Regions from separate parts of the Homo sapiens genome. Here region 2 is linked to region 1. The links are chromatin contacts, found by POLR2A ChIA-PET in ENCODE. All regions are on one chromosome and are shown on one strand. The core of a region is the stretch at or near the end of the contact, and the rest is flanking DNA. Distances in the headings are between cores, read along the strand shown.

Region 1 (5,001 bases), core at 1,992-4,491:
GGTACCTTATATTTTTGATGTTAATGTAAGTGATATCTTTATTACTTCATTTTCTAGGTGTTTCATGCTGAGATATTGAAATGCAATTAATTTTTCTAGTTTGAGCTTATATCCAGTCACTGTTATTTAGGTCCATATTATGTTTAATAGTTTACTTGTACATTTTGGGGTTTTTGTCATATAGACAATCCTAGCATCTGGAAACAACAAAATTTTTTTTCTTTCTTTCCAAACCTCTTGCCTTTCTCTGCCTTGTCTTACCACACTGGTTGGGATCTCCTGCACAAAGTTAAATAGAAGACTTAAGAGTAGGCAACATTATTTTATTACTGATTTTTAAAGAAATGCTTCTATTTAACAGTGATGTTTGCCGCATGGTTTTGGAAAATATGTTTCAATTAAGAAAGTTCTATTCTGTTCTATTGCTTTTTTTTTTTGCTAAAAGTTTTTAGCAAATGGATGTTAAATTGTGTCAAATGATTTTCCTTCTTCTATTGAAAAGACCATAAGATTTTCCTCTTTAATTTTTCAATATGGTAGTTGTAAAATCACCCTTAGATTGCCAGATTTAAAAACTAACGGGATTAAGTGTTTGTTATATTCTTTTATCTTTTTGAATCTTTGCTGTATCTGTGGTTGCATCTGCCCTTTCCATTTCTTCTTTATTTCTGTCTTCTGTCTTATTTTTAAAAAACAACTTGCAAGGGTCAGCTTTAGTCTCTCATTAATACGTTTGTTCAATATTTGGCTTGCAATGAGGCCATGGACTTCCTACAGAGTGGCCAGTGAAGCTGGAAACAGAGGTGAATATACAGCAAGCGGACTGTCGGTATTTGTTGAGTGAGCCAGTCTTCCATAGACTAGGAGTGTCCCTGTACATCTTTGCTGAGTGAGCCAAACTGCAAGGCCCTACCATCCTCTGAACCTTAGCCATTCCTCTAACTAGTCAGGTAGAGAATTCCAAGAAGGGGGTCAGGATACTACTGTGTGACTACTGCACAACTACTTGCTTCCTGGGAAAGGGGAATTGGCTCATTTACTGCTTGCTATAAAAGCTGCTGAGTCCTTTTCCTGGGGCTCCCTAGCTATGGGACAACTCACTGCACGCACAGGTGCCATCTGGGCTCATCATGTCACACCATGGGACTTGGGAACAGGGCAACTTGGGCTACCGAGCTGATGTTCCTGCTGTTTGCTATGCTGTGAATAATAAACTCTCTTGCTCTGATGTACTGACTTTTGTTGTTTACTTTTTGCACCTACATAGTTGTGGCAAACAACCCAAGTTCCTTGCATGCTTAATCATCCACTTTGAAGTCTTATTACTCCTGACCATTATCTATAAGGTTGGTGTCCTTTTCTGACAATATCCCATTATATTATGTGACAAAATAATATTATCTGTGTTTCTGTGTTCATGGCTACCTGTATTTAGAGAGACTCCTTTAGAATCACAGAAGATCTCAACCCTTCCCCTGCTCTGCTGACTTATGAATGCACAGCAACCAGCCATGTCTAATGATGGATGAAAGGGTACAACCTTTAACTCACTGCCTTCAAGTACCTTTTGAGAACAAATAGTTATGGAAGGAAACCTAAAGAATATCTATTTCCTAAAACCCATTCCCAAATTGTGGCAGAGTGTCAGAGAGGCATGCCTCAAAACCCATAGTCTGCTATCTTTGTTGAACAGCTTTTATTGCATTACTGTTTTTTGGGGGCGGTGGTGGCGGGGGTGTGGGAGTGATAACAATGAGTCCTCATTGAGATCCTTGTTTGGATCAGGCATGCAAAATTCATGTATTACAAATATTTAGAGAAACCGGCTTAAATCTCTTGTAGGGAGTATAGTTACAAATGAATGTGAATGGATGAACAAACAAATAAATACAATTTGAGAAGTCATTGACCATCCAGCTGTGTTTTATAATAATAGGGACATAAAAGAAAAGAGAAGGAATATTTTTGGATACCTATTTTATTTCAGGCCCTTTTGTGGGTGCTTTACTAACATTATTTCACTTCATCTTTTCTTCATACCACCTCTGTGAGGTTGGTATTATTCATTCAATTTTACAGATGAGAAAATTTCGCAGAAAAGTAAATAATTGTATAAGGACTACATTGGGATTCAAACTCAGGAGTGTCTGATTCTAATGCCTGTGCTCTGTCCAGGACACCTCACTGTACATTATCCAGGAATTTTTATTCCTCGGGTCCTCAGCAGCAGTGAAAACCATGGAGTGTAAGCTCAGCTACCTCCCCGGTCCTGGAGAGGCTTTCGCTAGCATTTCTCACATAATGTGTGCTCCTGCTGCCACCTGCTGGCACTTTGTGCATCCTAATTTTTCTTGGTAAACCCCTCAATCTCCGGGAAGAAGAAACCATCTGGCTCCAAAAAAGGCAAGAAGCTCCATGCAGACAACTAGCTGGTAAATCTTCCCCAAAGCTGGTAAAGCTATAAGGGAATAATTATTCTCATCGACCTCCCCTGGGGAGAAATCCTTTCTCTTTCGAAGTTACTCAGTTTTCATCAGATTCCAGGTATTGAAAGAAAGCCCAGATTGTGTTATCCAGACCATTTAAATTTGAATGGTGGTCTCTTGCTAGACTGGGGTATTCCATGCCCCTAGTATGTAACACTGATCATCATATTGACAAGCAACAAGCCAGTAGGTAACAGTGCCTCAACCAATAAGAGTCTAAGTGGCTGCAGAGCTGGGCTTGGCCTCTTTCCAGAAGGTGGTAGGGCCCCCAGGAATCAGGTTACTGCATATCCTGGTCCTTCACCTGGGCAGCTAGGACCAAGAGGGGACTCTCTTACCTCTGTCAAAGACATCACACACACAGACACACACATACAGACACACACACACACACACACACACACACACACTCTCTCTCTCTCTCTCTGTCTCTCTCTCTCTCTCTCTCTACCCCTCTCTCTGTCTCTCTCTCTCTCTGTCTGTCTCTCCCTCTCTCTCTCTCTCTGTCTCTCTCTCTCTCTCTCCACGTCCTGCAAAACATAATGATTTGTCATCTGGGGTGGATTATTAGATTTTTGTTTTCCTTTGTTTCCCTTTCCTTGACAAAATGGGGAAAAACCCTTCCCGGGGGCGGGAGAGCTTATTTCTGACTGCTGTAAAAAAAGAAAGCAGGAATTGTTGTCACGACAATGAGGAGCTCATCAAAGCCTCATTTTGCTCATCAGCCATCATTGCCCTCCATCCCGCACCCCCGCATGTTCCTCTAATTCAATGCCCGCCTAATGAATAACTCCCAGAACAAAAGCCCCTTTCAGGCTGCCTACATAATTATCAGAGGAGCCTTGCATAACTGTCGCAGACTACTCATGTTTTCAGGTCTGTCTCTAAATTTGGTTATTCACAACCTTTATAGCTCAATATTATTGCCTAACTGTGATCATTTTCTAATTATCCTAATAATACCTATTAAATAATTCCCATTAAATCACTTGAACCGGAGCAGCACAGGCCAGCTCAAATACAACTTAACCTAATAAGCGTTGGTCATTCATTAAGCAACAGGGCAATCTCTTAAAGGGACTGAATAGAATATTAAACCACCAAGGAATATTATTATTGCACAAATGTTATTACAAGTTAGAGTATATTAATTTTGGTGGCTGGTCTGCAAAACTTCCATTTGGTTGCTTTTGAGGCCACTCTCCCGTCTTGACTCTTTTAGTCTCCAGCCCCTTGTTGATCTGCATCTGTCACCCACACAAGGACAATCATGGGAAAAAGGCCCATAAACTTAACAGGGGAATTAAATTACCAAGGATATAAAGGGAATGAATGGAATCCATCTTCTGTCTGGCTTGGCACACCTCCGAAACATCACAAGCTGGCCAGATTTCTTTTGCTATAACTCAAACTAGCTCTCTCTTTTCTTTTTTTTTTTTTTTTTTTTTCATATTTGGGGATGAGGAAGATTTTCAGAAGATGCTTTACAATTTTGGTTTCTATCATTTAAATTTCAAGCAGTAAAAATTAGACAAATTCTTTAAAAGAAGATGTGTGTGGATACTTAGTAATATTTTGTAAAATGATATGAGTAGTGTTTACTAAATGCCTACAACCTAGGCAATACTCCGGTAGAGACTTTGCCTATCAACACTTCTAATTCTCAAAATGACCTGATAATATGGGGATTATTATCTTCACTTTTCAGATAAAAAATCTAGGACCAGAGAGGTTAAGTGATTTTCCCAGGACTATTCAGCCTAAGCGGAGTGGAATAGAATTTGAACACAGGGCTTATTGGCTTATTGGCGCCCACAGCTCCCCACTTCCCACCATGCCACCTCTTGGCCTGTGTTGCTGGCGGCAAACTGAAGCACGCCCTGGCTTTTCTGGTTTTTCCTCTTCTTTTCTAATGCTCTCACTGAGATCAGCAGATTGTCAAAGACAAGGACCAGAGCCTTCTGGACTGGGAATATGACCAAGCACCAAACAAGGGCAGTTCATTCTACCAAAAGTCCCACAGCAGCTGTAGAGATGGACAGTGACTCTCAGTCCAGGCAGCAAGAAACTCTTTATATTTGTAATAAGCCTATTTCTAATGAGCAAATTTGGGTCATCTTTGCAAGGAAATCCAGTGCATTGTAGTAAAAAAAACAAACAGGTATTGATTAATCATCTGCTCCATGCCAGGCACTGGCTATGGATATTACATAAATTATTTTAGCTAATCCTCACCACAAATACAAGTAACAAGTATTATTAGCACTCCCAATTTACCAACAAGAAAACTGAAGCACAGAAGAGGTAAAGTCTGACTCTAGCATTTCCCTGAAATCTAGTTGCTAAATTAACCATGCAGTTAATGAAACTGAAACCTCAGGACCCCTTACTTGGATGGGTCCTTGCAAGGTTCTGGAAGCAGCCCTCACAATTTTACATGCATGACTTTGCATGAACTCCAGGCCTCAGGAAATCTGGGTCTGCACCTGCTAGTTTCATCGCTCTCATGTAACTG
Region 2 (4,492 bases), core at 1,074-3,573, 130 kb before region 1:
TGTTCTGGTTGGATCGATTTGCTGGTGAGTTAATTCTGGGTTTGTCTGAAGAGTCGGTGGTTTACCCTGAAGAGCACTGTTTGTGGAAACTCTCTCCTGTCATCGATGATGATGATGGTGAGGGCACACACATTGTATGTCCCTTGTATCAGGTGCATCGATATAACACTTGGTTTTTTACATGTATTAACTCATATAATCTTTGCAACAATCCAATGAGTAGGTACTATTATTATCCTCATTTTACAGATGAGGAAAATGAGGCCCAGAGAGGTTATATAATCTGAACAAGGCCACACAGCTAGAAAGTGGAGCCAAGGTTTGATCCTGAGCCAGCTGGCTGCAGAGCTCTCACATCCTTAACACTATGCTATATGTTGTCCCAGTTTTATGTAGCAACATTTGCTTTCTATACGAAAATGTTTCGTCCATTAGGTTAGGCAGAGGAAGTGCTCCCCAAACACAATGCATATCTCTAAAAAAGGCCTGAAAATACATATCACACCATTTTTGCAAACCACATTTGTTGTGAAGGCATGGGAACACAGTCACTTCTGCATTCCCACGTAAAGCCAGGAGAAAATTTAATGGAGAATAATCTTGCATAAGCTAAGCCCTAGGGGTTGCCTGGTCATTCTATGGAGGCTCAGCCCCTGCAAGGACAGATTAAAAAGGAGGTGATATTTGAGCAGTGTTTTTGTTTGTTTTAAATAATGGTTGATTTTTTTTCTGACTATAAAAGAAAAACATGCTCTTTAAGATAACTTGGAAAATATTTTTAAAAAGAGAAAATAATCCTACTGCTTAAACTCTGTTACATGTTATATTTTCTCACAAGTGTGTCTATGTTTTATATATAGTTTCAAAACATACTGGGTTCTATAGCCTGCTTTTTTCATGTCATATAATCTTGTTATATTTCTATATGCCATAAAAATATCACTTTAAGTGGCTTCTCAATCTGTATTGAAGGTACACACCGTACATAACCATTCCGTAACTGTTGAACGTTTAGGTAGTTTCCAGTTTTTGGAAGGGGACAGTTGGGTCATTTCCCAGCTATGAAGGGTGAGTGGGTGCTCACAGGCAGACCAGCAAGGAATGTGGGGCCTCTGGGAACTCGTGCACAGTTCTATATGAGAGTTAGGGCACACGCTATTTTCTTTCTTCTTCTTTTTTCTTTCTTCTCTTTTTCTTTTTTTTTTGAGACAGGGTCTCTCTCTGTTACCCAAGCTGGCGTGCAGTAATATGATCACAGCTCACTGCAGCCTTGACCTCCTGGGCTTAAGTGATCTTCCCACCTTAACCTCCTGAGTAGCTGGGACTATAGGCATATTCCACCATGCCCAGCTAATTTTTGTATTTTTTGTTGTGGAGACAGGGTTTCACCATGTTGCCCAGGCTGGTCTCGAACCCCTGGGCCCAAAAATGCTGGGATTACAGGCTCAAGCCACCATGCCCAGCTGGCACAGGCTATATCCTTTCTCTTTCATGGGTAAGGAAGCCAACATCCGGAAAACTTCAGGGACTTCCCTGAAAAGATCCCTAACAGGATGATCCTAACAGTGAGTTGTCTCCTTTCTCCAATGTCTTAGTTTGGAGTTGCTTGAAAGCAGGAAAGAAATCCCAGGAAAGGAAAGAAGAACAAAGAAAGTATGACAGACCCAAGAAGAGACAATAAAGGTGAGTTTCTGAGCTGGTCATGTGGGGGTAACTGGGGCTTAATCCCTACTGGGGCTCTCTGAGAAACTGCAGAAAGTGTCTCAAGGCGACTTTCCCACTAGTTGAGGTTACCCCCAGGGAGTTCTCTCTCTCCACACTTCCAGGCTGTGCAGAGTGCAGGCTGAGGGGGCTTCAGAAGCCAAAGCCTTGAGACAGAAAAGGGGAGGTGTGAGAAGCTGCCACCCTGGGCTGCCACAGAGGGGGTAGGATGTGGGGTGCACAAGCATCTGCTGTGCCCACCCAGAGAACTGGGGGCCAGAGTCTTTCTCCCCTTTCCCCAGGAGAGAAATCACAGGAAACTGGTGGGGAGTTAGTATATTTTTAGGAGCAAATCCGGGAACAGAACATGCTCTTTTCCTCCAAGGAAGAAGCAACCAAGAATGAGCAGGTTGCAGAATCCTGTTCCTCATATATGACACTAGGCCAATGCCATGCAAAAACAGCATTTCCTCAGTCCCAACTCTATGGCAAGCCCATGCTGCTGAGATGATCAGGATGTCAGTCCTGTCCCTAGCCTGGCTCAGGTCTGGTCTGAGAAAATGCAGGCCATGCTGGCTGGGCAGCTCACTCTCAGTAGGGTATGACACTGTCCTGAGAAAACTCCTGGGGCCAGGCCCTGCGCCGAGGACTGTCCATTCATTATTTCATGCTTTACGACTCTTCTGGGAAGAGACACCTTCCTGGGAACGGGGCTGAAGTTTTGGAGCTTGTGCGTCATGTTAATACAATCGTGATCACAGCACTGGGGAAAGCCAGTGACCCCTTCATCTGATGGAATGGGGACTTGGAAAATGTACTCATTCCTTTCCTCCCAGTCTTACAGAATGATTGAGTACCTACTGTATGCCACACACTATTCTAGGAAAGAATGAACCCTGGCCCCAGGAGCTCACAGTCACACATGACCCCAGTCTCAGTGGGCTGAGGGCCGACTCTGGTCTAGCTCCAGTGGTGAAGGAGCACCCCTAGGTGAGCCTCACACTGCCAGGGGGGACCAGGGAGGGCTTCATGGCAAAGGCAGTGCCAGACCCTTTTGTGGACAGATCTCTACTCTTCTATCTCACTCACCACAGTTTGCAATTGTGCATATCTGAAGGACAACCTGTCTCCCCCCACTATTTTGAGTGGTCCAAGAGGACTGAGGCTTTGTGCACCACTGTCCTGCCAGGACCTGACACACAACACATGCTAAATACATATTTACTGAATGGATGAGTGGTCTGTTGATGCTGGCCCTGAGCAGTCTTCCCCTTCCAGCCCAAATACACAGCTCTCCCTTCTACACCAGAGCCAGGACGTTAATCATCAGAGGGTCTGGGCTTTAAGAAAAGAAGCTGGAATGGGGAAGGCTGAGGAACTGAGGCAGCAATGGAGGAAGCAGAGAGGGTGAGCAAGTGCTGGTTCTGAGAGGAGGGGTTCAGGACACTGACTGTGAAGCATTTTTGCTTATAACTTAGGCCTCTTTAGCATGAATGACTAAGCCCTGTCAGCAACTGGAAATCCATGGACTACTGCATTGGAAACAGCAAAACATTGCCAGTCACTGTGCAGCACAGACCCATTGCAGCACCCTGATTTTTTTTTCCTAAACCAACAATTCATGTTGACAGCAAATCTGTACAGAGAACCTATTAAAAGAAATTGTAGTAAATCGAAGATGCTTTAACTGCCTGTCTGACGTTCTGCTGATTGCATGCCTGACACTTCCACTATAGCTTCCTTTTGTACAACCTTCCATTTGATTCGATTCAATGGATAATTATTCAGTCTTGACTGTGGGCAAGGCAATGTGATGAGAGCCTCATTCCAGTTGCATCTTCTAGGCATAATTTAGCTCGTACACAAAAATAAACACGCACAATATAAGCATAGAGTGGCAAAGGCCATAAGAAACTATAAAAACCATTTCAAAGAAGATAACATTTTACCCATGTGAGCAAGTGTGGGGTAGCTGGTACAGACTCATTCATTTAAATGTGCATTTGACAGCATTGCTGACCAATGTTCCCAGGTCAGGCCCTGTGCTGTGTCCTGGGGTAAAAGGGATGAGTAAGAACCAGCCCCAGAGTACAGCATAGTACTCTATGGGAGCCTGGGGATATCACTTAAGTCATCTGAAAGTGGAAATCAGGGAGGGCCTCAAGAGGGAGGACATGCTTCAGTTGCTTCTTAAAGGGGATTAGGAGTTCACCAGGTGAAGAGGGAACAAGACATACAAAAGGGCTGGAGACATGAGAACAGGGAACATTTTTGGGAAGGTTTGCTGGAGGGTAATGGAACTGTGGAGTGCCCTTAGAGAGTTAAGTCAGGGCCATACAAGCCAGAACATACCAAGTATGAGTTTAATCCTGAAAGCAATGGGGAGCCACAAGATACAAGCAGAGTTTTGCAAGTCTGTAGGATGGCTGGGAACAGGTTCCCTAATGGATCCATTCAAGCAGAAGTCTTCATAGGATGTACACTACCCTGATGATACAGTTTGAATTAGCCTGGGCTCTGTAGAAAGGTAGATCTTGGATTAATCCCAGCTCTGACTATTACTTAACTTGTTCCCCCTCTAAAGTGGGAATCATGATACTTAGCTCACAGGTTTATAATGAAGCGTAGATGACATGGCACATACGAAATGCCCAGCACAGTAGTGCATGCCTTCGTAAGCATCCTCTAACTCTTGGTTTACCCTTTCCCTGCCTTTTCTCAGTACATGCCAACAACGCATACATACTGGGAGGGAGGGAAGGACTGCCCAGTGATGACCTAGTGGAATAAG

What was found. ChIA-PET counts read pairs that join two places held with the same protein, here RNA polymerase II (POLR2A).
Region 2: POLR2A ChIA-PET joins it to region 1 with 12 read pairs in activated T-cell. The contact joins two enhancer-like sites. POLR2A ChIA-PET finds 5 or more read pairs at or near these places in 2 of 52 experiments (BJ and activated T-cell).

What each region holds. Positions count from the first base shown.
Region 1 is chr11:12,328,796-12,333,796 of GRCh38, reverse strand. It overlaps a transcript of MICAL2 not described here. Among named protein-coding and RNA genes, the nearest start is that of PARVA, 46 kb to the left of the region's middle. RefSeq lists an enhancer at 2,826-3,327. Within about 2 kb of position 3,241, at least 3 of the 41 ENCODE cell types and tissues checked have a DNase peak (open chromatin) inside an H3K27ac peak, as active enhancers do.
Region 2 is chr11:12,456,118-12,460,609 of GRCh38, reverse strand. All of the region lies in intron 1 of PARVA (parvin alpha), which reads right to left. Among named protein-coding and RNA genes, the nearest start is that of PARVA, 81 kb to the right of the region's middle. Within about 2 kb of position 2,323, at least 2 of the 41 ENCODE cell types and tissues checked have a DNase peak (open chromatin) inside an H3K27ac peak, as active enhancers do.